Linked DNA regions of Homo sapiens: region 2 is linked to region 1. Evidence: read pairs that join two places in POLR2A ChIA-PET (ENCODE). Cell type or tissue: K562. All regions are shown on one strand. Links, peaks and the distances in the headings refer to the core of each region. The heading gives the core; the rest is flanking DNA. Region 1 holds the start of LINC02265 (long intergenic non-protein coding RNA 2265). Region 2 has its middle 39 kb from the start of RBM47.

The links. ChIA-PET counts read pairs that join two places held together with the same protein. Peaks named below come from ENCODE experiments on the same cell type or tissue, not always from the same donor. Only the 100,000 strongest peaks of a DNase experiment are listed, where the experiment ranks them.
Region 2: POLR2A ChIA-PET joins it to region 1 with 5 read pairs; 5 of 35 experiments call an interaction of 5 or more read pairs at or near these places.

The regions. Positions count from the first base shown.
Region 1 is chr4:40,306,290-40,319,253 of GRCh38, reverse strand. It overlaps LINC02265 (long intergenic non-protein coding RNA 2265), which reads right to left and starts at 12,069. Exons shown (of 4, transcript NR_121641.1): 1 at 11,768-12,069; 2 at 10,926-10,977. RefSeq lists enhancers at 1,934-2,233, 1,842-2,680, 8,618-9,256, 8,127-9,326, 9,257-9,895 and 2 more and a silencer at 9,668-9,962. In K562, for the core only: no CTCF peak of the experiment used is centred there; a DNase peak (open chromatin) is centred at 7,273; H3K4me3 peaks cover 359 bases.
Region 2 is chr4:40,660,587-40,676,683 of GRCh38, reverse strand. No RefSeq gene overlaps it. Among named protein-coding and RNA genes, the nearest start is that of RBM47, 39 kb to the right of the region's middle. RefSeq lists enhancers at 3,203-4,402, 12,884-13,023, 14,496-15,001. In K562, for the core only: no CTCF peak of the experiment used is centred there; no DNase peak of the experiment used is centred there; H3K27me3 peaks cover 370 bases.

The DNA.
Region 1 (12,964 bases), core at 6,102-8,601:
ATTTACTGAATGCTGGGCAGAGAGTTCACAAGAATTAACTACACATCATCTCATCCTTCAAGGTGATTATGGAATATTTAGAGGAAAAAGACAAATTTCTAAGAAAAGCTGAATAACAATAAAAGTTAAATAAGTAATGCAAGCAAGAAGACTATTTTTTTTTTTTTTTTGAGAGAAGTCTCACTCTTGTTCCCCAGGCTGGAGTTCAATGGCACAGTCTCGGCTCACTGCAACCTCCATCTCCCGGGTTCAAAAGATTCTCCTGCCTCAGCCTCCCAAGTAGCTGGGATTACAGGCGCCTGCCACCAGGTCCGGCTAATTTTTTTGTATTTTTGGTAGAGACGGGGTTTCACCATGTTGGCCAGGCTGGTCTCAAATTCCTGACCTCAGGAGATCCACCTGCCTTGGCCTCCCAAAGTGCTGGGATTACAGGCGTGAGCCACTGCACCTGACTCTTTTTTTTTTTTTTTTTGACAGGGTCTTGCTTTGTCACCCACTGGAGTGCAATGGTGCAATCTCAGGTCATTGCAACCTCTGCCTCCTGGACTCAAGCGATCCTCCCACCTCGGCCTCCAGAGAGCTGGGACCACAGGCACCGCCACCACATCCAGCTACTTTTTTTTTTTATTTTTAGTAGAGACAGGGATTTCACCATGTTGCCCGGGCTAGTCCCGAACTCCTAAGCTCAAGCGATTTGCCCACATCAGCCTCCCACAGTGCTGGGATTATAGGCGTGAGCCACTGCACCCTGCCAACTATTCCTTAAAGGCGTGACTCGCTGCCAAATGAGAGGTCTGAACCAGAAGTTCAGAGAAGGGAAAGAAGGTTGTGCCTCCAGGGTGGACTGATCCATAGGAGGCAGAGACCAAAAACGAGGCTCTCACTTGACGGACTGGACCAGCAAGATGGAGTGCATGGTGGAGGCGTGGGGGTGCATCTTGGTAGAAAAAAAGCCTTTGGGATTTGGGACTGGAGTTTCTGTTCTGTCATTTATTAGTGAGAGATCTCAGGCATTTTTAAAAAATCTTCTTTGCACCTCAGTTTCCTCATGGGTGAAAGGAATAATATTATCTACCCCACTGGGCTCCACATATCATTCAGACCACAAGCATCTGTGGAGTCTACTTATACTAAGCCCTTTTGATAAGCCCTGGAGTACAAGATGAAAAGAGAAGGGCCTGCCCTCAAGAGCTGCCAGAGAAGGAGGGGCAGTCACTGTTGGTCCCTCTCTTCATTTACCTTCCAGGGGTCTGTCTTTTTGTTTGTTTGTTTGTTTGTTTGTTTTGTTTTGTTTTTTGTGTGTGTGAGAGATGGAGTCTCACTCTGTCATCCAGGCTGGAGTGCAGTGGCACGATCTCGGCTCACTGCAAGCTTCGCCTCCTGGATTCAAGCAATTCTACTGCCTCAGCCTCCGGAGTAGCTGGGACTGGAACTACAGGCGCCCGCCACCAAGCCCGGCTAATTTTTTTTTTTTTTTTTTTTTTTTTTTTTTTTTTTGTATTTTTAGTAGAGACAGGGGTTTCACCGTGTTAGCCAGGATGGTCTCGATCTCCTGACCTCGTAATCTGCCCGCCTCGGCCTCCCAAAGTGCTGGGATTACAGACAGGCGTGAGCCACCGTGCCCGGCCCAGAGGTCTGTCATTTTAAAGCAGCAGTGGTCAGAACCATGAGCCACATACATGGAATGCAGGACATTGGTTCAGAAGTTTGAAGACAGAACAAGCTCTTCACCATCCACAACGGAAGGTTCCTGCCTTCCTGTCCCGCGTTCTGTGAGGAAATGCGTCTGTCCCTCTGGAGCTCCTGATTTTCAAGGCTTCTCCCCTGAGCTTTGATGAAGTCTGGGGGAGCCAGCGTCAAAGGCAGCACACTCTAGTCACCTGCGATCGTTACCCAAAGAGCCTGCTGTTGACCTCACGTCACTTCATTTTTTTAATTGCAAAAGACAACCACTAGGGGGCCTAGGAGCGAGACGCTGAGCTCCGATTCCATTTATCAGGCAAATAGCCTTTCCTTCTTGCTGAAAAACGCAGTCAAGGTCAACAAAACACACACCGTGGGCTGAGAACAATACCTTCTGCACCTTCTGCAAACGCTTAGTGAAGAACGCATCTCCCTTGAGGCTAAAAAATATTCTTAACTCAGACCATCCTCCACAGCCCATCAGGCTGGGCCAAGCGTTTCTTAGCCCTGATTCCATTTTTCAGTGTTTCCTTCTGATTAAAAGCCCTTTGGCACAGCAGGATTGTCTATAATAATGGTAAATGACTCACATGATGATGAGGCAATCTTTTCACATCCTGAGCTACAATCCGTCTTGTAAAGCCTTGCAACGGCCTCAATTACAGCCCTGGATTCTCAGCAGAGGCACAGAGTGGGGGTTTTTGCTTGATTCTCTCTCCCCTCTCAGTTTCCCACACCTTATGCAGAGGCTTGAATGTCTAATGTACTGTACATTAGACATTCCTATAGCATCCTATAGCATCCTATAGCAATCCTCATTAAAATCAATCACTCATTTGAAAAAAAAAAAAGCAAGCAAAGAAAAAGGAAGGAAGAAAGAAAGAAAAGAAAAGAAAAGATGGAGGAAAAAAGAAAGAAAAAAAATGATCAGGCCCCTAGGGGCCTCTGAGGTCACAGTAACTCAAGTCCCCATGACCAAAACTGGGTGGCAAAGCTTATTTTTCCTTAGCAGGAGTCTGCTTTTGCAAAGGTTCGTCTCTTACATTTTCTTTCAGACACTCACGCACACTCCAGCAACAATGGAAATGAACATAATTTCCCAAGCAGGTTGCCTAGAAACCACTCCTGTGTTTCTGAAACTAATTTAAACATGAAAATTCAGCTCCTGACTCATGCCAGGAATGCACGTCATAATTTTCTCAGTATTTTACTTTCTTTTTCTTTCACATTACAAAATAATGCATGCTTACTGCAGAAAAAAAGTGAAAAGAATATGAAAATACAAAGGTTCAGAAAATAAAGAATCTCCTGTAATCTCACTACCAGAGGCAACTTCTGTTGTCATTTGGGAATATTTTCTTCTAGGCTTTTTATTTTTCTATGCATTTTTAACATCATGGAGATTAACACAGATTTTACATCAAGATTAATAGTGAATTTAATTAGCATATTGTCAGTATTTCTCCATCTGGTGAAATTTTCAGAAACTTGATTTTTAAAAGACCGCATTATATTACAGTTCATTTTCCCAATATTAATCATTCTCTAAATGCTAGATGTTTAGGTTATTTCTAATTTTTCACCATTATAATGTCACAATGATCAACTTAATACAAAATAGTTATTATATCTTTATTTCTCCAGGATAACATCATAAAAGGAGTTTCAAAGAGGATAAACATTTCAAAACTTTTTAAATATTGAACAAATACATGTTTATGTTTTTTTTTATTAAACAGTACATTAAAAACAAATTTCCTTCTCCACTCTCTACAGGTAGCCCCTGTTTCTGTGAATACACAGCACATGTGTATGATTTGTCTATTTGACACTGTACATTGTTCTATCACTTGCTTTTTTGACTTATTGTATCTCAGACATCTTTCCATATCAATTCAAATTGATCCATTCTTTTTAGAATTTGCAGAATATTCCATTAGATGATGTATTATCACTTATTTGCCCTAGACAAAACCTCTTAATGCACTGGACACATATGCAGTGAGCTGGGGTCCCTAGCAATGGGTCTGAATCTATACTGTTCCATCCACACCACACCTTTACTGGAAGGGAACAGATGATGGCAAAGGTAACTGCCTTATCTGGCTGGAATTAGTGTTATATTCTAACCCAGAGGTCTCCAAACTTTTCTGATCTCTCCATTTACTGATTCAAATTTTGAGCATGCTCCCCTATTTATGTATTTTTTAAATTTATAGATTACATACATATATATGACTTTATAAAATAGAGTCACGTGCTACAAAACATTTCAGTCAACGCGAAGTGGCCACATATACTGTGATCCCATATACTGTGTAACCATTGTGTTATAACTGCCTACAATATTCAGTAAGATCACATACTGTACAAGTTGATAGCCTAGGAGCAAAGGCTATACCATTTAGGTTTGCGTAAGTACACTTTATGATGTCCACATGATGATGAAATCACCTAACAATGCATTTCTCACAAAATGTCCACATCGTTAAGTGACATGACTAAATTATTGTTCATCTCACAGGACAGACACCAAAAAGGATATCTTAGTGAATATCCATTTTGAATTAAAGATGAAATAAATATATTAAATTATTTATTTATATAATAACAATTGTATACAATATAATAAAAGAATTTTGCTCTTTTTGACAAGCACAATGTGACTGAATATGCTTCATTATATTTTAAAATATTGGTTTAACATCTTGTATTACAGTTACTCTGAGGTCTGATTTTAAATTCAGCATATTTTAATTGTCAATGTAAGGTTGTCGTCGCAGGAAGAGACTCCTCACAAATATACATAGATCTAAACAAAGAAGAGTATTGTTCACCAATCTTACAATCTCACCAACCAAAAATGCAGTATTTTGGAAATTCACCTTCACTTACAGTATTCAGTTTATCTTTGATTTGTGGTTACTTTGTAGAAATCTTTTAAAGCTAAGTATCCATTTTATGCACTTTAGTTTAATTAAAATTAAATAATATGTTCCCTGAATCCACTTACCCAGGCCCATATCCAAAAGCGGACTCTCAATCTCCCACTTCAAATCTGCATTTCCCTCCACTTCATCCCAGTTACTGACAACTCCAGGCTCCAGTTGCTCGGGCCAGAAAACTTGGGGCTCTCCATTGCCCCTTCCCTTTCTCTCAACTCCACATGGAATTAATCAAAAAATCCTAATAGCTGTACCTTCAAGACATATCCAGAACCCAAATGCCCCGTGTCCCTTTTCCTATCACTGTCCTGGTCTAAGCCACCATCTTCTCTCGCCTGAAATACCGAAATGACAGCCTGACCATGTGGCCGGTTCCTGCCCTTCCCCTCCATGGTCTGTGCATCACAGCAGCATGTGTGTGTCCTTTAAGAGTTGTATTCTTTTTAATTATTTTTTATTAGGAAAAGATTTAAACTTACAGAAAGTTACAAGAATAAAAATACTACAAAAAATAGCCTGTTCCCTTACACCATAGCCACCTATAGTTAGCATTTTGCATGTCTTTTATCTACCTACCCAGCTCTCTCTCTCTGTCTCCTCTCTAAATACTAATATTTCACGGCCCTTTACTCCTAAACATTTCAGTGTGTATTTCTTAAGAATATTCTCTTCCATAACCATAGTTCAGTTACAAACCTCAGTAAATGTAACATTGATAAGGCCGGGTGTAGTGGCTCATGCCTGTACTCCCAGCACTTTGGGAGGCCAAGGCGGGTGGATCACTTGAGGTCAGGAGTTCAAGACCAGCCTGGCTAGCAGGGTGAAATCCCCTCTCTTTTAAAAATACAAAAATTAGCTGGGCGTGGTGGCACATGCCTATAATCCTAGCTACTCGGGAGGCTGAGGCAAGAGAATCGCTTGAATCCAGGAGGTGGAGGTTGGAGTGAGCGGTGATCGTGCCACTGCACTCCAGCCTAGGCAACAGAGAGAGACTCTATATTTAAAAAAAAAAAAAAATTGATATAGTAGTTTTATCTAGCCTACCATCTGTTTTCTCATTTTCTGGTTGACCCAATGATGTCTTATATATCATTTTTTCCCTTTTAGTATAGAATACAGTCTAAGATCAGGGTTACATACCGTATTTAGCTGCCGCAACTGTTGTCTACTTTAATTTGGAAGATTTTACACTGCCTTTCTTTGTCTTTTACAATACTATCATTTTTGGAGAATACTAGTCCCCTCTTTTCTATTTTTAAATAGAATTTTCTCATTTGGGGTTTTTTGATGTTTCCCATCATTAAATTCAGGTTATGCATTCCTGGACAGCACATTAAATAGGTGATACTGTGTCCTTTTTGGAGCATCACATCTGGAAGCACACAAGGTCCATCTGCCCCTTACTGGTGACATAAATTTTGATCACCCAATCAACGTGTTGTTTGACTTCTCCACTGTAGAATTACTATTTTTTCTCTTGTAACCAATAAGCAATCTGTGAATAGGTACTTTAAAAATCATGCAAATATCCTGCTCCTCATCAGAATTTCCACTTAAATTTAGCAACTATTAATGATCCTTGCCTGAGCCAGCTTTCACTTGGATGGTGGCAAATGATGATTTTCTAACTCCAGCTCACCCTGCACATTTACCAGTTAGCACTTTGCAGGATTCTACTGTAAGCAAGATCCCCCCACCTCCTCCTTATCTACTTATTATCAGTATGCACATGTAGATTTCCATTTTTCTTCCCCTGCCCCTTTTTTTTTGAGACAGAGTCTCCCTCTGTCACCTAGGCTGGAGTGCAGTGGCACAATCACAGCTCACTGCAGCCTCGACCTCCCAGGCTCAAGTGATCCTCCCACCTCAGCCCCCCAAGTAGCTGGGACTACAAGCATGAGCCACAACACCTGGCTAATTTCTTAAATTTTTTGTAGAGATGGGGTCTAGTGATATAGCCTAGGCTGGGGATTCCTATTTTTCAATAGTTCACATCCCATTGCTGTCCTTAATTACTTTGGTGCTCAAATTGTGTCCGATTTGCCCAGGGGTAGCCCCTTCACACTGGCTCCTGTGTCCTTGCTTTAAAATCAGATCACGTAACTTTCTGGATCCCTTCTCCTTTGATTCAGGCTTGGTCTGCCTGAAGCTGAAAGTCATCCTAGGAAGAGGGAAGATGGTACCCCAGATGCTGCAACCAGGAGTACCTGTCCTCCTCGTCACAAGGCCAGTCTCCAGGGAGTCTCTGTCAAAACAAGAGCAAGGCTCAGCTTGGGATGGAGACGTGCCACCCAGTGCCCCATTTCCTAGTTGGATGTTTGATTTGTCCTCTTCCTGCCACCACCCTGCTCAGCCACTCTATCACACAGAACTAGAAAAGTCACATCTTGTAGCCATGGTGACCAACTAGCACACAGGTTCGCTCTCTGGCCGCAAGAAGCAGACAAAGTAGCTTTTCTGTTTGCAGTTTAGCTCTTTATTAAGGCCCAGATGCTAGGGTTTGCTGGCTATCTGTAAGGAATTGAGCAATTGCAGGTTATGTTTTTCTTTCTTGGGTGTGGTTGGGGGGTGTTCTTTCAAACATAGCGTGTCTTAGCAACTGAAAGGAATTGTAAGAGGGCTCCTTTGGTCTGTGGCTAATCCAGGTGCCTTTGGGATCCCCATTTCCTCGAGATTAGTGTGCTCACAGCTGATACCCTCTTTATCAACTGGCTCCATATGCTTCCTGTCCCCGCAGTTTGAGACGGGCGAAGGCAGCCGCTACTGCTCGGTATAAACAGAGACTTCACAACTGTGAGGGTCTTTGTCGGTTCCTTCAGACCTTCTGCTTCCAAAGCTCAATAGGAACATAAAGTGGATCTCCCAGCCAAAGACTTCACTTCTAGCCAAAAGGAAGGAGTTTTGCAAGGTTAAAAGGATAACTGGGGGCCAGAAATTGGTTATCTATATTCCTTTTTTTTTTTTTTTTTTTTGAGATGGAGTTTCACTCTTGTTGCCCAGGCTGGAGTGAAGTGGTGCAATCTCAGCTCACTGCAACCTCCAGATTTAAGCAATTCTCCTGCCTCAGCCTCCCGAGTAGCTGGGACTACAGGTGCCCGCCACCACACCCTCCTAATTTTTTTGTATTTTTAGTAGAGATGGGGTTTCACCGTGTTAGCCAGGATGGTCTCTATCTCCTGACCTTGTAATCCACCCCCGCCCGGCCTCCCAAAGTGCTGGGATTACAGGCATGAGCCACCTCGCCCAGCCAGTTATGTGTATTCTTAATTATTCACAACATTAAATGTTCACGATTGAAAGGAAGAAAAAATACATTCATTGTCTATTTAACTGCCTGATGCCATGACAAGTATATATAGTCATCATTGTAGAGCAGGAAGTAACCTCATCTGAGAGAAACTGAGCTCTGGAATGTTAGGTAACTCTCTCAAGGCCATGATAGTGGCGAGAGGCAGAGCCAGACTACAATCTCCGCGTCCCGGCCGAGGCTTAGAGTATTAGCCGTTGTTCCAGCAGCATTTCCTCGATGACAGGAGGGAAATGCTAGAGCTTCTTTTTAGTTCTGGGATCTGATCCTTCTTGGGTCTGAACATCTTTCACAACGCCAGCCATCGGCTTATAGAGGAGATTGCTGATTGTCTCCAAAATCCATTCTCTAATTCTTCAGTAATAAAATGTCAAATGTTACCAAGGCCCATGGTTGCTCTGCCTCATTCCCCAGTATACCTGACAGTGAACTCATGTCTGAGGACTGGTCAGCAGGATGTAAGGGAGAGTGGTGAGCACTTCTCTTTCTTTTCTTTTTTCTTTTTTTTTCTTTTTGAGACAGAGTCTCGCTTTGTTGCTGGGGACTGGGGTGCAGTGGTGCCATCTCAGCTCACTGCAACCTCCGTCTTCCAGGTTCAAGTGATTCTCCTGCCTCAGCCTCCTGAGTAGCTGGGACTGCAGGTATGTGTTACCATGCCTGGCTAATTTTTGTATTTTTAGTACAGATGGGGTTTCACTGTGTTGTCCAGGCTGGTCTCGAACTCCTGACCTCTGGTGATCCTCTCACTTTGGCCTCCGAAAGTGCTGAGATTACAGGCATGTGCCACCGCACCTGGCCAGTGAGCACTTTAAAGAACTAGAATGTACCCTTCTCTGTTCCTTTCCTCCTGACCAGTGACTGAAACGCTGAACCAAGCTTGGAGCTGGAGCAGCCATTTTGGGCCACGAGGTAGAAGCCATGTGTTGAAGAGAATGGAACAAGATGGAAGAAACCTGGTGATCAGGGAGCCGCCATAACAGTCTTGGGTTGTCTCTGTTTACATGAGAGGTAAATAAATTATTATTATTATTATTATTATTTTGAGATGCAGTATCGCTCTGTCACCCAGGCTGGAGTGCAGTGGCACGATCTCAGCTCACTACAACCTCCACCTAAGCAATTCGCTTGCCTCAGCCTCCCGAGTAGCTGGGACTATGGGTACCTGCCACCAGGCCTGGCTAATTTTTGTATTTTTGGTAGAGATGGGCTTTCACCATGTTGACTAGGCTGGTCTCGAACTCCTGGCCTCAAGTGATCCACCCACCTCGGCCTCCCAATGTGCTGGGATTGCAGGCATGAGCCATCACACCCAGCCTTTATTATATCCAGTGATTTAACAAAAACCACTTATATTTGGGGTTCTCAGTTATAAGTATTATGTTCGAACACAGAAAGTGAAACTATTTGAAAGTTTCTTGTAGAATTGGCTGGGAAGAAAGGCAATTCATTCCCTTTGAAGGATTTCATTCCCGGGATGTGGCTGCCTGCTTAAAGAGCAGGTTCCATTCTGTAGAGGAAGCTTGGGAGACAAGGAAAGACCCTCATTTCAAAAATATAGCCACTTCACTTCCTGCTGACTTGAGTTTTTGTTTTGTTAAACTGGTTTCTCTTTTAAAACAAATGTCCCCTCAGTAAACTAAGCTCATTTGTTGTTCACACCTGAGAACCAGAGCATCCTCTGCTGATTAGTAAGGAGTTTGGGGGAAGGGGAGTTGCGACTAGGCTGCAGGAGGAAGTGACACTTGGGGGAGGATAGGCCAAGGTGGTGGGATTGATGGGACTCGGAAAGTCCCTGAAAGCAGGGAAACAAAGAAGTGGGAGAAGGGCCAGACAGGGTCGCGCTCACGCTCTAAATCGCACTGGCTCGGCTTTGACTTGCTCTCAAGACACTGGGAACAGCGCGTGAACACCAGAGGGCAGCAGCGCAAGATGAAATTAACAGGGACTCTTCACAGGGCCCCTGGCTTCAGGTCTCAGGGAGAGCCAGCCTTCCCATCCAACCTGGATCTGCCTGGTTTCCTTTGTCCAAAGTCAACCAGGGTGGAAGACTTCAACCAAAGTGGGCAGGGCCCACTTTCATACACATTCCTTCAGGGATTCCTGGTGATGGTCGTTCCCCCTCTCTAGTCCACTGATGCCATCTCTATCACACATTTAACATTGTATTAAAATAGTCTTTAATGTGGGTTATATATGCTTCTTACCTAGCCACACCCTAAGCAATCAGACCTGTGAAATGATGATTTTGGTGTGCTGGTGTGTGTATGTTATAATTATTACATTAGAATATCTATATCACCAGAAAATCATCTATCACCTATAGGATGTATATCACACTTGGAAAAATGTTGCATTACTTCATTAAATTCCCCCCAATGACCCAATGAAGAAAGTGATATTATTCTCCCCATTTTCTAGATGAGGAAACTGAGGCTCAGAGAGGTTAAATATCTTCCTCAAGAATTTTCGCCAGAGCTGGGATTTGAACCAAGGTCTGCTTGACTTAGAAGGCAGTGGTCCTTGCTTTCTCCCGAGGAGAAGGGAGCAGAGATACCTAAAGATGCCTGACTCCCAATCCCATGGGAACATGCCCCCTGCGGGCTCACTTCCTCTCCTCTTTGTCTTCAATTTCTAAGAATGTCTTCTTTTCACTAAAACAAAACACTCCAGAATGCATTCTGCATGAATAAAGACTGCCAACTCCATGGCAGAAATAACATACCTTTTGGGAATGTTTATCACTTCTAAAATGATGATAAAGAAATTCAACAGTTTGTATTTCTGGACGAACTAGGGGAGAAGAGGAAATAAAGTATCTACAGAGTATCACAACACACCTACAGGAAGCTGAGCAAAGTAGACTAATCACACTGGGCCCGGAGGACGGCTGGTAACAGAAACCTCAACGTTTATCTGAAGTGACTGCTCATCCCCGGGCACCACGGTGACAGGTGTGATAGAAAGATAAAACCCTAGACTCTGCTGCTCACCTGCCGTTGGGCCTTGGTCAAGCCACTTCTCTCTGAGCTTCAACTGCCCCATCTGTAAGAGGATAACAATTCCGGCCTCAGGGGGTCATCATAGCAACAAATGAGGAACCTGTAAATTAGTGCGAAAACACCCCACTTACTACTACTGTTTTTAAATGATTGTGAGAGTAAAAAGGGCCTTCGTGTTCAGAACCCAATCAGCTTAGAGTGAATTGTAGCACTTGGCAAATACTGCCTTTTCTGCTTGGAAACTTCACTTAAAAAGAAAAAAAAAATGAGGTCAAAGAGCGATTCCTAAAGCAAAAGAAAATTGCTAAACTTTAGACTATTCCTGACCCCAAAGTCCTCCTTCAGACCATGTTTCCCCTTTTTCACTCATATCTAGCCCAACATGCATAAATCCTTGCTTCTACCAGAGGGCCACACAGAGGAATGGACAGACAGGAAGAGTCTTTGCCCAATTAGTTTCACTTCCTCCCTGGCACCCCATGGTCACAGCCCTGGAGAATTGTTTTCTGCGGCGCTGAGGGCTACATTTTCGTTTTAACCAGCGCAAGGTAGGCAAGAGACTTAAGTCAGAGAGCTTGATGATGTAATGAATTTGCCAGCTGCCAACGACACTAGGACCTCATCACATTTCTTTGTTTTCCTTTCTAACCCCAAATCTAGCAGGCATCCCTGTTCTCATTAACAAAGCCTCCTATTAGCACCATTGCTCCCTAACTACCATCGGACCTCACAGGGAGAAGTTCTGTATCGAGAACAGTAGAGCAAAAAGACAGGAGGAAAGCAAGTCCCCAACATCATGCAGCCCACATACTAGCTCTGGATGGCTTACGTACGATGAAATCTCCAAGATGCCTTCCAAAAACCAGATGACCCTGTCCTTTCTGGAACTACCGCCGTCCCTTGTAACTCTGTAAGCTTCATTTCCAACCTCATCCTGCTCTAACTCGAGCACAAACATAAGTCTGTAGAACCACAGTGGCCTTGGGGGCATCATTCTCTTTGCCTTGTCAACATTTCTATTTTATATCCCTCCCTGCTCCTGTCTAGAGGTTGGTACTCAGTCTCCTGAGACTCATCTTATAGATAGAGCTTGATGGACCACGGGGAGAGGGCATCACTCCTGCTACAGTCTGAATGCACACACCTGGGGCCCAGCTGCCCAACCTTCCACCGCTGAAGTTCAAACAGTTGCATCTTAGACAACTCCTCCACTTCTAATCAGCCCAGCATAGAGGGAGTTTGGAGGTGTCAGACACCCATCAATGGCTGAGAGAGAAAGAAATATAGTGAAAGACCTGTTAGCAGTTCTGTTGTGCCCAACAGAACTCTCATTTGTCTTATGTCTAAAAAGCTGGCCATTGACTTTCAACAGGATTTCACTGATGCTATTAGAAAATATTTTACCACTAAATGAAAATAAAGATAAACTGCCTTTCTGAAGATGCAAAAGGTAAGAGATAATACATAAAAATGCAAGTTGATCAAATTTCACTTGATGTTTGATGACCCTCAGTGTCCCAGAACATTGCTTTGGGAATTATTTTCTCCTTTGATCTTGCAGAACAGTGTGAATGGACATAGAGGCCATTTGTATAAAAGAGGAACCTAAGGACGTAGGGGAAAACAAAAGAATCTGTCAGGGATGGGAAAAGCACACCCATTTAAATATGCAGAAACCTTAATGCCAGTGTCTGGCTAGCTATTAAGCAGTAATTCCTTCTCTATCCCTTATCATATCTACCAGTTACTCTGCAAGATTCTTCAGTGTAAAGAGCACTGTAAAATGTATTTTTCAGATTTATCTCGTCTTTTTGCCAGATCAGCCCACCCCATGCATATCTGCCAGCTGCCTCTTACACAATCCCTCAGAGCCCACGGAGCTGCACTGTGGGCCCTCAGATGATCTGATGCAGGTATAGAACCCCTCCCCCACATTCTTTTCTTGCTAGCTTGCCTCCATTACAAACCATCTTCCTCACTCAGATATTTTCAATCCTGGTAGTTTTTGCTTGTTTGTTTGAGACAGGGTT
Region 2 (16,097 bases), core at 8,444-10,943, 360 kb before region 1:
ATAACAAAACTCACTGGAAAGACTTAACAGCAGACGGAAGATGGCAAAACAGTCAGTAAACCCAAAGACCAACCAATAAGAATTATCCTATTCGAAAAACAGAGAAAAAAGATTGGAAAAAAATTAATACAGCCTCAGAGACCTGGAGGACAATATTAGACCTACATGTAACTGATGTCCCAAAAAAAGACAGTGAGAATGGGACAGAAAAATAACGGAAGAACGAATGGCCCAACATTTCCCAAAGTTGATGAAAATATCAATAAATCCAAGAAGCTCAGTGAATCCCAAGCAATATAAATACAAAGAAAATCCATACCTTAGCTCATCCTCCCCAGATTGTCCAACAAATTTTATTTTTAGAAATAAAGAAAAAATGGGGCCGTGCAAGATGGCTCACGCCTGTAATCCCAGTACTTTGGAGGCAGAGGTGGGTGGATCACCTGAGGTCAGGAGTTTGAGACCAGCCTGACAAACACCATGAAACCCTGTCTCTACTAAAAATAGAAAAATTAGCTGGGTGTGGTGGCGGGTGCCTGTAATCCCAGCTACTCAAAAGGCTGAGGCAGGAGGATCCCTTGAACCCAGGAGGTGGAGGCTGCAGTGAGCCAAGATTGCGCCACTGCACTACAGCCTGGGCTATAGAGCGAGACGCCATCTCAAAACAAAACAAAAAAAACTTCACTTTTCTAGGCACATTTGTTCATCTCCATTTCCATTACATTAGGTCAGGCTTTTACTGGCTATAGTTAGAAGCTCAGATTTAGGAATCCAGTGGTCTGGGTTTGAATTTTGGCTTTAACCACTTACTAGATGTGACTATGGGCACGTTCTTTGACTTCTCTGAGCCTTAGTTACACAGTCTGTAAAACAGGAATAATAATAAACCTATCTGTGGAGATTTTTTTTTTTTTAGATAGAGTCTCACTCTGTTGCCCAGGCTGGAGTGCAGTGGCGTGATCTCAGCTCACTGCAACCTCTGCCTCCCGGGTTCAAGGGATTCTCCTGCCTCAGCCTCCTGAGTAGCTGGGATTACAGGAACCCACCACCACGCCTGGCTAATTTTTGTATTTTTAGTAGAGATGGGGTTTCACCATGTTGGCCAGGCTGGTCTCGAGCTCCTGACCTCAGGTGATCTTCCCTCCTCGGCCTCCCAAAGTGCTGGGATTAGAGGAGTGAACCACCATGCCTGGCCAATCTGTGGAGATTTTTAAGGTTGCATAGAAATATTCAGTGTCGCCACTGTGAGAGTCCCAGGTGGACTGTGTTATGCTATAATTACAGGTATCCCCCAGGCTAAAAGAACAGAAGCTATTTGGAATATTGCCAGTTGCCATGGCAGAGGGGAAAAGAGTCTTCTGACACATTATGGTCTAGCTCTTAGTCCTTAAAGTTTTGGCTGGGTGTGGTGGCTCATGCCTGTAATCCCAGCCCTTTGGGAGGCCGAGGTTTGCGGATCACCTGAGGTCAGGAGTTTGAGGCCAGCCTGATCAACACGACAAAACCTCGTCTCTACTAAAAATACAAAAATTAGCTAGGCATGGTGGAGGGTGCCTGTAGTCTCAGCTACTGGGGAGACTGAGGCGGGAGAATCACTTGAACCCAGTAGGTGGAGGTGTTGCAGTGAGCCGAGATCGTGCCACTGCACTCCACTCCAGCCTGGGTGACAGAGTAAGACTCGTCTCTGGAAAAAAAAAAAATTAGCTAGGCATGGTAGCTCGTGCCTGTAGTTCCAGCTACTTGGGAGGCTGAGGCACAAGAATCCCTTGAACCCGGGTGGTGCAGGTTTCAGTGAGCTGAGATTGTGCCACTGCCCTCCAGCCTGGGTAACAGAGTGAGACTCCATCTCAAAAAAAAAAAAAAAAAAAAGAAAAAGAGATTTCAGTATGGATTTTGGAGGATCACCAAATTCAGATCATAGCAATACTTGTGCTATAAAAGCCAAATGCAGAGTCCTGTGTTAAGGAACTCCACCAAAGTACATGAGAAGGAAGAAGAAGCAGCAGCTTTGCCAAAATGATTTGATAAAAGAGAGAAATAATGTATTCAGAGAAAAGGGGAGGAACTCAATCTTTGTCTAAGGTGAACTTCCAAATCAACTCATTAATAAATGCTCCAATAAAAACAGTGTACTTGTTATGCGTGAAATGCTGTTTTAATATTCATACATATAAGAAAGGTAATGATAGGTGTTTACCATAGACTGTTTGGAGTCTGATCTTTTTTTTTTTTTTGAGACGGAGTCTCGCTCTGTCACCCAGCCTGGAGTGCAGTGGCGTGATCTCCGCTCACTGCAACTTCCGCCTTCCCAGTTCAAGCTATTCTCTTGCCTCAACCTCCTGAGTAACTGGGATTACAGGCACACGCCACCACGCCTGGCTAATTTTGTATTTTTAGTAGAGACAGGGTTTCTCCATGTTGGTCAGGCTGGTCTTGAACTCCCGACCTCAGGTGATCCGCCTGCCTCGGCCTCCCAAAGTGTTGGGATTATAGGCATGAGCCACAGCCCTGGCACCGGAGTCTGGTCTTATACTTGATTCACTGAGTAGCTCAGTTACTTAGTTGCTCCCTGCATCAAAGAGGCTCTTATAGTAATAGCAGCTATTAGCAGCTGGCAACTATTTTACACACATACATCATCTCTAATTTTCAAAAGAGTTCTGCAAGGAAGGCATTTGTTGTAGGCAGAATGTCTAAAATGGACCCTAAAGATGTCCTTTATCTCTGGAACCTGTGAATATGATGAGATTTCACTCTGATGATTATATTATGTTGTATGGCACAGTTGACCTTAAGAAAGAGTGATTATCTGGGTGAACATGAGCTGCTAAAGCAGAAAGCGGCAGGCATGGTGGCCCATGCCTGTAATCCCAGCACTTTGGGAGGTCAAGGCAAGAGGATCACTTGAGCCCAGGAGTTTAAAATCAGCCTGGGCAACATAGCGAGATCCCCACTCTACAAAATAAATAAGTAGATAAAAAAAAGAATAAAAGCAGAGAGCTTTCTCTGGCTGAGAGCAGAAGTCAGATGTTTTCCAAGTGTCAGAAGGGTTAGGTGTGTAGTTGCTGCTTTGGAATAGAGGGTCACTGTGGAGGAAGGGGGCAGGCTTAAGGAGCTGAGAAATGGCCTCTGCTGACAGCCAGTGAGGAAACAAGGCCTCGGTCCCACAACTGCAGGAACCTACATTCTGCTGACAACAGGGATGAGCTTGGAGGAAGACCCTGAGCTCTAGGTGAGGACACGGACAACCAACATCTTGATTTCAGCGTTTCAAGGCTCTTAGCAGAAAACCTGGTTACGCCATCTGGGGCCTCTGGCCTACAGCACTGTGAAATGATGAGTGGGAGTAGCTCTTACCCTCTAGATCTGTGCTAATTTATTACACAGCAGTAGAAAACTAATAAAGCATTCATACCCTCCTCCTGCAGAGGAGGAAACTGAGGTTCAAGGAAGTTTAGTAAATGTGGTGAAAACTATCTTGAGAATGTGGTTAGGGCAGGATTTGATGCAGGCAGACAGACCTACCCACGTCACCATTCAGTAATGTGTTAACCAACCAAGATCCACAGGATGCAAAAGGAATAAAGCTCTTGATAGAGGGAAGGATGACTCAGCTTTCTACTCAGTTTTAGAATGACTCGGATTCTTATTTACTATTGGCTGAACAATGGCTTGGGTTTCTGCAAGGATCTTGATCTGTGGGAGTGGCTCCCACGTATCTGCTCTGTTGAGATGTATTAGCTTGTCTCCTTTTTTCGCTACAAGCATTAGATGACTGATTTCCAAACGAGTGAAGCTGAATGGATTTAGCCAGATTAACATTCTAACAGCAAGAAACAGGGGAAGAAAAGGCAAATCCTGGGGCGCTTTGTTAACACACGGAATCACTCACACAAACATACTCAGGAAAAGCCTTCTCTCCGAGGCCTAGCTTTGTAGATATTCAGCTTCCTGAAGACACGCCAGTTTTAAAAGGAGGAGTTCCAAAGAGCACTTACCATCAGGACCTGGCCCCAGCTCTTCATGTGACCTTTCCTTCCTCTTTCCGGCTCACTCCACTCCAGCCGCAGGACCTCTGGACCCTCCCTTGAGTTATGCTAAACTCCTGCCTGCCTTGGGCCACTGTGCCTCTGTTCTCTTTGGCGTGGAATATTCTTTCTCTAGTTCATGTCGTTAATTCACTCAGATCTCTGCTCAAGTGGCATCTGACTGGAGTGTCTTTCCCTGACCAACTTATTTAAAGCAGCGCTGTTCCCTGCCCGTCACTGTCTCCTTATCCTGCTTTATTCTTTTTTTTTTTTTTTTTTTGAAGAGGGGGTCTTGCCCTGTCTCCCGGGCTGGGGTGCAGTGGCACGATCTCGGCTCACTGCAACCTTCACCTCCCAGGTTCGAGCGATTCTCGCGTCTCAGCCTCCCAAGTTGCTGGGACTACAGGTACGTGCCACCATGCCTGGCTAATTTTTGTATTTTTAGTAGAGATAGGGTTTCACCATGTTGGCCAGGCTGGTCTCGAACTCGTGACCTCAGGTGATTCACCCACCTTGGCCTCCCAAAGTGCTGAGATTACAGGCGTGAGCCACCGCGCCGGCCCCTGCTTTATTCTTCTTCATAGCACTTTGGCTACCTGATATGCCTCAGATGTACAAATATGTTTATTTGTTTGTCATTGCCTTTCTCCCGCATGAGGTTTTGTTTTATTCATTGCTGTATTCCCAGTATCCACAATAATTTACAGCACATAGTAGGGAATCAAATATTTGTTGAATGAATTAATGAATCAAGAACAAAAGCACTGCATCTGTTAAATGATTTGGCATTCCTGAGCTATTTCTGCACCTAATCTCTCTCTCTCTCTCAGGGGTATTTGCTAATGGGTCTAATATGGGAAAGATACTTAATTCCATGGTTGTACAAAATCTAGAATACAGAAGATTAAAACCTGGAGACAAGGCCGGGTGCAGTGGCTCAAGCCTGTAATCCCAGCACTTTGGGAGACTGAGGTGGGCAGATCATCTGAGGTCGGGAGTTCAAGATCAGCCTGACCAACATGGAGAAACTCCATCTCTACTAAAAATACAAAATTAGCCAGGCATTGTGGCACACGCCTGTAATCTCAGCTACTTGTGAGGCTGAGGCAGGAAAATCGCTTGAACCTGAGAGGCGGAGGTTGGAGTGAGCCAAGACTGCACCATTGTACTCCAGCCTGGGCCACAAGAGCGAAACTCCGTCTCAAAAAAAACCAAAAAAACAAAAACCTGGAGACAGTGTGGTGTAAGAATGAAGTCCTTCAGGCCAGGCGCAGTAGCTCACGCCTGTAATCCCACCACTTTGGGAGCCGAGGTGGGTGGATTGCCTGAGGTCAGGAGTTCAAGACCAGCCTGGCTAGCATGGTGAAACCCCGTCTCTACTAAAAATACAAAAATTAGCCGGGTGTGGTGGCACACACCTGTAGTCTCAGCTACTCAGGAGGCAGGAGAATCACCTGAACCCAGGAGGCGGAGGTTGCAGTGAGCTGAAATGGCAACACTGCACTCCAGCCTGGTGGTGACAGAGTGAGATTCCGCCTCAAAAAAAAAAAAACAAAAAAAAAAACGAATGAAGTCCTTCCTTGCCTTTCAATAGGCGTGTGACCTAGGAAAAGTCATTTACTTCTTTTAGCACCAGATGTCTTATCTTTTAAATGCGGGTAATGATAGGGTGCTGTTTGGAAGGACTAGAGCAGATGGGATCTGGCGATTTCTTCTTACACTAAGATACTTTGAAATTAGAGCTCAGTTGGTAGGGAATTAGGAAATGTTGGTTTTAGCCCTATGTTAAATGTAAACTGAGTGTATAACATAGGGCTAGTCCTTTAACCTCTCTAGAACTCCAGATAAACCAGAATTTCTTTGAGGTCCCTTTGAGGTCAGCTCTCAATCACCTGCAGGCATTGGGAGGAACCAGGTTGACCAGATGTCCTGGTGTTTGTGAGACCTTAATCTCTGTCCCTCCAGGGCTTGAGTCCACCTGTTGTTTGGTAGAGGTGAGGCTTGTAAAGTAGGTATTTTCTGTAAGTATTTTCAGTAAGTATTTTCTGAGCACATGTTTTGTGTCATGTGCTGGGGATACCACAGTGAACAATGCAGACAAGGCCCCTGTCCTCTCACATTCTAGGGATAAGAAACAGACAATAAACAGGTAAATGGAAAATAAATCAAGACCGGGCGCAGTGGCTCACGCCTGAAATCTCAGCCATCTGGGAGTCCGAGGTGTGCGGATCACCTGAGGTCAGGAGTTCGAGACTAACCTGGTCAACATGGTGAAATCCCCCATCTCTACTAAAAATACAAAAATTAGCCGGGCATGGTGGCGCACGTGTGTAATCCCAGCTACTCGGGAGGCTGAGGCAGGAGAATCGCTTGAACCCGGGAGGCAGAGGTTGCAGTGAGCCAAGATCACACCACTGCACTCCAGCCTGGGTGATAGAGTGAGACAGTCTCAAAAAAAAAAAAAAGAAAGTAAAAAAGAAAATAAATCAAGACTAGTGTGATATTGCAGTATAATAAAAAATATATATTTAGTCTTTGTCTTCATTTCCCGCCTAGAGCTCCTAAAACCTTTGTAATTTCCCAAGTGATAATTTGAAAAGAGTGTCTTTTGTTACTCATAAAAAGCCCCTTTCAACTATACCTGAGTTTTTTGTTTTGTTTTTGTTTGGTGACAGGGTCTCACTCTGTCACCCAGACTGGAGTGCAGTGGCATGATCACAGCTCGCTGCAGTCTCGATTTCCTGGGCTCCAGCAATCCTCCTGCCTCAGCCTCCCAAATAGCTGGGACTACAGGCACATGTCTGGCTGTATTTTAAAATACATCTGGCTAATTTAAAAAAATTTTTGTAGAGGCAGGGTCTCACTGCGTTGCCCATGCTGATCTTGGGGTCCTCCTGCCTTGGCCTCCCACAGTGCTGGGATTACAGGCATGAGCCACTGCACCCGGCCTACACCTTCACAAGTTCGTGAAGTGACTTTGGGAAAACCCCTAAGGAGGGGGCGCTGGCTGTCAGGGGAGCTATCTTTGTGATTAGACAGTTGAAACTTTCGGCCCCACCGTTCAACCTCTGGGGAGAGTCGGAGGGTTAAAATTTGAGTTCAATCAGTAATGGCCAGTGAGTTAATCAATCATGCCCACATAACGGAACCTCCATAAAACCCCTACACAACAGGGTACAGAGACCTTCCAAGTGAGTGAACAAACACATCAAGATGCTGGGAGGTCAAAAGGATGTGGCTGGAGAGAAAAAAAAAAAGATGCTGGGAGGGTGGCATGTTTGGAGAGCATGGAAGCTCCACCTGTCCTCATACCTTGCCCTGTGCATCTTTTCCACCTGGCTGCTCCTGAGTTGCATCCTTTACAATGAACTGGGTGATGGTACGCAAAGCGTGCTCCTGAGTTCCGTGAGCCATTCTAGCAAATTATGGAACCCAAAGAGGGGATTGTGAGAACCCTTTATTTATAGTTAGTTGGTCAGAAGTATAGGAAGCCCACCGGTTCCTGCACAGTTTTCTGGGCATAGCAGCTGTTCTCCTTCCTACTCCAGCTGTTTCAGGAGCAACAGAATCAAGGTCCTCTAGGCTCAGGGAGACAGGTTATGAATTTAGACCTTGACCTTAGGCCTTGACAACAGCAGATAACTACTAATTAGAACTGGGTGGCTGGGCCAGATGCAGTGGCTGACACTTGTCATCCTAGCACTTTGGGAGGCCAAGGTGGGAGGATCACTTGAGGTCAGGAGTTCAAGACCAGCCTGGCCAACAAGGTGAAACCCTGTCTCTACTAAAAGTACAAAAATTAACTGGGCATGGTGGCATGCACCTGTAATCCCAGCTACTCAGGAGGCTGAGGCAGGAGAATCACTTGAACCTGGGAGGCAGAGGCTTTTTTGAGACTCCGTCTAAAAAAAAAAAAAAAACACTGTAGGAATCCCAGGCTTGCATTTTGGCATCAAAGGGTAGTCTTATGGGACTGAGCCCTTCCCCAGTGGGGTCTGTGCTAACTCCAGACAGTTAGTGTCAGAATTGAGATAAATTGTAGGACACCCAGCTGTTGTCTGCAGAGAATTGGTGAATCGCTTCGTGTGAAAAACCTACCTGGTTTTCCTGACATGTGTTGTGTTGTCAGAAGTGTTCTGTAGGAGTATAGAAAAAAAGGGTTCTTTTTTTCCTTTTCACTAGTGATAAGTGCTAGGCAGGAAATAGAAGAATGATATCATAAAGAATAGCAGATAGGATCTGTTGAGTTAACTCAGATCAGGAAAGGCCTTTCTGGAGCATTTAAACTGAGCTTTAAGGGATGAGAAGAATCCAGCCATGGGAAGAGCCTTCCAGGCAAGGGAAAAGGCGAGCACAACCCTCGAGGCCTTGAGGATGGAAAGGGCCGGGCTGCCTTAGAACCAGACCAAGGCCAGTGTGCAGAGGGTGTAGTGATTGAAGGCACAGTGGATGAGGTGAGGCTGTGAGGCAGGCAGGAGCTCTTCATGTGAGTGAGGCCTTAAAGGCAATGGTTAGGGGGAACCATTGCCCCAGTTTGCCCAGAACTGAGGGTTTCCTGAAATGCAGGACTTTCAGTGCTGAAATCAAGAAAGTCTTGGGCAAAACAGGATGAGGTCACCCTAGCCATGGTAAGGAATTGTGCCAAGCTGATATTGTGCTGTACTTAGTCTGCAATAGGCAATCACTGAGGGTTGTTTTTTTTTGAGACAGTTTCGCTCTTGTTGCCCAGGCTGGAGTGCTATGGCGCGATCTCGGCTCACTGCAACCTCCACCTTCCAGTTTCTTTCTTTCTATTTTTTTTTTTGAAACGGAGTCTCACTCTGTCGCTCAGGCTGGAGTGCAGTGGCGCGATCTGGCCTCACTGCAAGCTCTGCCTCCTGGGTTCACGCCATTCTCCTGCCTCAGCCTCCCGAGTAGCTGGGACTACAGGCACCCGCCACCATGCCCGGCTAAATTTTTTTGTATTTTTAGTAGAGACGGGGTTTCACCGTGTTAGCCAGGATGGTCTCGATCTCCTGACCTCGTGATCCCCCTGCCTCAGCCTCCCAAAGTGCTGGGATTACAGGCATGAGCCATCTAGCCCAGCCAACCTTCTGGTTTCAAGCGATTCTCCTGCCTCAGCCTCCAGAGTAGCTGGGATTACAGGCACCTGCCACCACTCCCGGCTAATTTTTGTTTGTATTTTTAGTAGAGACAGGGTTTCACCATGTTGGCCAGGCTGGTCTCGAACTCCTGACCTCGTGATCCGCCCGTCTTGGCCTCCCGAAGTGCTGGGATTACAGGCGTGAGCCACCGCGCCCAGCCGGCAATCACTGAAAGGTTTTAAGTAGGAAATGATGCCCAGTGATTTCTGATTTTAAAGGTCACTCTGGCTTTTGTGTGGCGAATGCTTAAGAAAGGAGCAAGTTGGAAAAAGAGGTGGCCAGTTAGCCAATTATTACACTCCTCCATGCAAGAGATGATGGGGTATTGAAATAGATTGAAGATGGAGAGAGATGAATGGATACAAGATACATTTTGGAGGTAGAATGAACAGGACTTGGAAATGTATGTGGAGAAGGCAAAGGAGTTAAAGATGATATCTGGAGCAGCACAACTCACAATTGCAAAGATGTGGAACCAACCTAACTGCGCATCAAGCAATGAGTGGATAAAGAAAATGTGGTATATATACACCATGGAATACTACTCAGCCACAAAAAGGAACGAAATAATACCTTTTGCAGCAACTTGGATGGAGCTGGAGGCCATTATCCTAAGTAAAGTAATTCAGGAATGGATACCAAATATCATATGTTCTCACTTATGAGTAGATGCTAAGCTATGATGATGCAAAGACATAAGAATGATGTAATGGGCCAGGCATGGTGGCTCACACCTGTAATCCCAGGACTTTGGGAGGCTGAGGTGGGCAGATCATGAGGTTGAGTTCGACACCAGCCTGGCCAAAATGGTGAAACCCCATCTCTACTTAAAAAATACAAAAAGTAGCTGGGCATGGTGGCACACACCTGTAGTCCCAGCTACTTAGGAGGCTGAGGCAGGAGAATAGCTTGAACCCAGTAGGCAGAGGTTGCAGTGAGCCGAGATCGTACCACTGCACTCCAGCCTGGGCAACAGAGTGAGAATTTGTTTGAAAAAAAAAAAAAAAAAAGAATGATATAATGAACTTTGGGACTTGGGGTGGGGGGAAAAGTCAGGAGGGGGAAGAGGGATAAAAGACTACATTTTGGGGTACAGTGTACACTGCTCAGGTGACAGGTGCACTAAAATCTCAGAAATCACCACTGAAGAATTTATCCATGTAACCAAAAACCACCTGTACCCCCAAAACTATTGAAAGAAAATTTTTTTAAAAGATGATACATGCACTCTGGTTTTACTATCTACTTAATTGGTTTTGCCAATAGAGAGAAATCTGAGGAGAACCTGGGTGTGGAAGTTCAGAGCAGGCAAGGATGGAGGTACCTGGAGTTCCATTCAGAAGAAAATGTGATACTCAGAATGAAAACACTCTTATTGTTAATGTTCAGGGTATTTTGTAACCATTAGCTAATTAATTCTCAAAATAGTTGTTCTGAGTTGTTAATTACCTAAATCCCATTTTACAGTTTCTGGAGAAGAGCAAGTGTCAGTAATTTGCCTAAGGCTAGACTAAATTGTAGAACTGACAGCAGCACCAATTAATTCCTGGTAGTCTTATGTTCTGCCAATCTTTTAAAAGAGGAGCTCTTAGTTGGGATGAGTAAATTGAATGATGTTTGGGAGAGTAAGGCATAGACTTAATAGTCTGAGGGTTGTGCTTTGACTTTCCCTCTTATTACGTAGGTGACATGGGCACATATAAGAATAATCCTTAGTCAGGCTGGGAGCGGTGGCTCACGCCTGTAATCCCAGCACTTTGGGAGGCTGAGGTGGGTGGATCACGAGGTCAGGAGTTTGAGACCAGCCTGACCAACATAGTGAAACCCTGTCTCTACTAAAAATACAAAAATTAGCTGGACATGGTGACGCACAGCTGTAGTCCCAGCTACTTGGGAGTCTGAGGCAGGAGAACAGCTTGAACCTTAGAGGCGGAGGTTGCAGTGAGCTGAGATCACGCCACTGCACTCCAGCCTGGGCAACAGAGCAAGACTCTATCTCAAAAAAAAAAAAAAAAAAAAAAAAAAGAATAATCCTTAGTCTTAGTTTACTCATCCATAAAATAGTAATTTTTATCTTATTTTATCTTAGAAAGTCAAATGTTCAACATTTTCTTACTTTTTGCGGTGTCCTCTATCTAGAAACAATTTTGCCCAGAAAACTGTTAACCTATTAGAGAAATCTTCTTTGATCACCCTATAATAAATTAACAGCAGCCACCTTTCACCTAAAGGTACTTTTCACCCCACTTTAGCCAAGTTTGATTTCTCTTTATAGCACTTATTACCGTCTGACCTATTATATATCCATTTTTATAAGATCATAGATTTTGTCTGTTTTATTCCCTGCTAGTATCACCCATGTCTAGAACATTGCCTGGAACAATATATGAGTGCTCAATAATATTTGTTCAATAAATTAAATGAAATTATGCACATAAAATACTTAGCACAATATCTGCTCATGATAGAAACTCAGTAATTGTTAGCAGTTGCTATATCAGAATAGGAATTTGGAGACGTACTCAATTTTATACATTCCTTGCCTAAGAAACTTTTAAAGCAATATTTTTTTATATATCTTTATTAAAAATAACTTTTTTTTTTTTGAGACGGAGTCTCGCTCTGTTGCCCAGGCTGGAGTGCAGTGGCGCAATCTCGGCTCACCGCAAGCTCTGCCTGTTAGCCAGGATGGTCTTGATCTCCTGACCTCATGACCCACCCGCCTTGGCCTCCCAAAGTGCTGGGTTACAGGCGTGAGCCACCACACCTGCCCAAAAATAACTCTTTAGGCCGAGCATTTAATGCTCATACCTGTAATCTCAGCATTTTGGGAGGCCAAGGCAGGAGGCTCACTTGAGGCCAGGAGTTTGGGACCAGCCTGAGCAACATAGAGATACCCTGTCTTTATATAAAAAATAATAATAATAAATAAAATTTTAAAAATAGTCTATTCCTGGCCAGATGCAGTGGCTCACACCTGTAATCTCAGCACTTTGGGAGGCCAAGTTGGGTGGATCATTTGAGGCCAAGAGTTCAAGACCAGCCTGGCCAACATGGCTAAACTATGTCTCTATTAAAAATACAGAAATTAGCCAGTTGTGGTGGCAGGTGCCTGTAATCCCAGCTACTTGGGAGGCTGAGACACAAGAATTGCTTGAACCTGGGAGGCAGAGGTTGCAGTAGTTGAGATTGCATTACTGCACTCCAGCCTGGGAGACAGAGCAAGACTCAGTCTCAAAAAATAATAATAATAATAATTTTTAAAAATAAAATTATATATATAAAATATATATTTGGGCTATTCTTGAAACAGCATACCAGTTACGTACTTCATTTTATTAATTTACAAAAAGTCTTTATATTCCTTGGTGATTCTCATTATTATTTTGTGGATAAGTTATGTGGCTGTGAGAACAAAGCAAGCCCAGGGCTGAGTTTTTTATTTTATTTTATTTATTTGTTTTTTCTGAGATGGAGTCTTGTTCAGTTGCCAAGGCTGGAGTGCAATGGCACAATCTCAGCTCACTGCAATCTCCACCTCCTGGGTTCAAGTGATTCTCCTGCCTCAGCCTCCCAAGTAGCTGGGATTACAGGCATGCACTATTATACCTGGCTAATTTTGTATTTTTAGTAGAGATGGGATTTCACTATGTTGGTCAGGCTGGTCTGGAACTCCTGACTTCAGGTGATCCATCTGCCTCATCCACCCAAAGTGCTGAGATTACAGGTGTGACCCACCGTGCCTGGCCTCAGTTCTTTATTTTAGAAGTGGGTATCTTTTTCTCTAAACAAAAACAGAGTCAAATATATGCTATATAATCAGTGAGTTTGCAAACAAGGATTCCAGCTCCTTCTGATAGATCAAAACTAAACATGCTAGGTTTCAAATCTGGTATGGGGGAAAAAAAAAGAACTAAACATGCAAACCAACAGGTTCCTAAAACTATCGGTGAGTCAATTCAACTAGAAAAACAAAAAACACTCTCCTGGTCATGGCTGGGCCAGAGTGGGTGGAGGAAAAAGCTAAACGTTTACTCATAAAGACTCTGATTCACTTAGAAAAAGAAAAAGCCAGATGCCATGCGACTGGGATTTGTGTTCACTGCACTGAGGAGTACAGAGCCTTCGTACTCTCAGGGATGACAAGCCATTATTTCACTCTGAACACAAAGAACGGTTGCTTCGTGCACCCTTCACTATGATTAGCTCTTGCAAATAGAGGATGAAGAATTGAACCCGAGAGGACCTTGGCTGTGGGCCAAGGGCTCAGAATTATTTATTTTACTTTCGTTAAGAAAACAGTATAAGAGGGCCATGTCTAATAGCCTATTTCTTCATGGGCCCCTGATTTAGGCGCAACGGGATAATAACCACACACTCTTCTCTCTGAGAGCAATAGGAGTTTTCTTCCAAGAGACCCTGGCTGCATGTGCTGGTTTGAGCCAGTGGTGTGCTGGTGGATGTTTAACCACCAGCTTGGGGGAGGCAGAAGGGCTTGTCTGTAGTGTTTGCTGATTTCTGCAGTGTAAATATTCCCACTCTGGCTGATTTCAAGCTACTAATCTGACATCACTGAATGAAGAGTTGGGAAGAAAATGTGAAGTAGCATACTGTTATATACAATTTCCACTGTTCAAATATGGCCAGGTGCAGTGGCTCATGCCTGTTATCCTAGCACTTTGGGAGGCCGAGACAGGTGGATCATTTGATGCTAAGAGTTAGAGACCAGCCTGGCCAACATAGTGAAACCCCATCTCTACTAAAAATACAAAAATTAGCTGGGCGTCGTGGCGGGCACCTGTAATCTCAGCTACTCGGGAGGCTGAGGTGGGAGAATCACTGGAACTCAGGAGGCAGAGGTTGCAGTGAGCCAAGATCATGCCACTGCACTCCAGCCTGGGAGACAGAGCGAGACTCCATCTCAAAATAAATAAATAAATAAACAGGCTGGGTGTGATGGCTCACACCTGTAATCCCAGCACTTTGGGAGGCCGAGGCAGGTGGATCACCTGAGGTCAGGAGCTCAAGACCAGACTGGCCAACATGGCGAAACCCCGTCTCTACTAAAAATACAAAAATTAGCCGGGCATGGTGGCACATGCCTGTAATCCCAGCTACTAGTGGGGACTGAGGCAGGAGGATTGCTTGAACCTGGGAGGTGGAGGTTGTAGTGAGCTGAGATCATGCCACCGCACTCCAGCCTGGGCAACAGAGCGAGACTCCGTCTCAAAAACAAACAAACACAATTGATGTAAATAACCTTAAAAACATAAACCACAGTGAACTGTAATAAAATCATTAGGAAGTGATAAGTTTTGAGTATGTATTGCTCCATTGTAAGTGTAATGTATTTCATCGTAAGTTCATATAATTTAATTTTAGTAATGGCTGTGTTTAACAACTGGCTTACAGACTTTCTGAAAATTTAACAGTTGGCTCTCCGGAGCCCGTCAGAGCAGGTTCAAGGTGCCCTGCTGATGTGAACCCTGAGGCAGGAGTCCTGTGTGGTCTGGGGCCAGGAAGAACACAGCAGACCCATTGCTTCAAAATGGAGCTCACCATTCTCTTCAGGGGTTCTCTTTTCTCATTCTGTGAGAATTGTCATTTTAGCATGCCTTGCCTCATTTTACTCATTAGCAAAACAGAGAGAAGACCACTCCCGTTCCTGGTTATGGAGACTGTAGGCTACCTGTGATTTTACAAGGGAGGAAAGTAAGTCTCAGAAGAGTCATATAATGATAGTGGTGGTGATGATGATGATGATGATAGTTGACACTGGTTAAACTTGTACTATATACGCCAGTTACTGTGCTAGATGCCTTACGTAACATCTCATTTGAACCTCATAAAAATCATATGGGTAGGTGCTATTATTTGTATTCTCATGTTGCAGATGAGGAAACTGAGACACAGATGACTACACAGTATTTTCTGATTCCACTTCTAGAAAGAAGTTAAGTCAAGATGGAAATTCCGTCTGTCTGGGCAAATTGCTCCTGCTCACAGCTGCTATAATCATATAGTTTGTAAGTGAGGCGGGGGTTGGCAGGAGTCAAGGGTTGGGGAGTGGGGGTGGTGGTCAAACATAGGTCTTCCAGTTCCTGTGGTGGCATCAAGATTGAAAAAGGTGAACTTCTGTGGTTGGTTCATTGTTTTTATTCCTAGTTTATCTGTGGAAAAAGGAACGTTCTGAAGAATTGAACCACTTGGTTAAATGAGTTGAGTGATCAAGAATGAATGCACAAAAAAATAAAAAAGACTGTCTCTACAAAAAAATAAAAAAGATTGTCTCTACAAAAAAATAAAAAAGAATTAGCCAGATGTAGCGGTACATACCTGTGGTCCCAGCAGTGAGCTATGATCACACCACTGCACTCCAGCCTGGGCCACAGAGTGAGACCCTGTCTTAAAAAAAAAAAAAAAAAAGAGGCCAGATGCGGTAGCTCATGCCTGTAATCCCAGCACTTTGGGAGGCCGAGGGGAGTGAATGACCTGAAGTCAGGTGTTCAAGACCAGCCTGCCTAACATGGCGAAACCCTGTCTCTACTAAAAATGCAAAAAATTATCTGGGTGTGGTAGTGCATCTGTAATCCTGGCTACTTGGAGGCTAAGGCAGGAGAATCGCTTGAATGCAGAAGGCAGAGGTTGCAGCGAGCTGAGATGGCGCCACTACACTCCAGCCTGCGTGACAGAGACTCTGTCTCAAAAAAAAAAAAAAAAGGAATGATCATGGGCTTCTCCTAGGCTTCCTAAGGTGCCTTTGAAAACAGGTAACTCTCCAGATTTGAGAAAAAGTGATTGTGACAAAAACTCACATCTTCCATTTCCTTTCTTAAATAGAAATAACATGCTGTGTGTGTTAGAGATAGGACAGTTATAGATATCTTTTTTTTTTTTTTTTGAGACGGAGTCTCGCTCTTTTGCC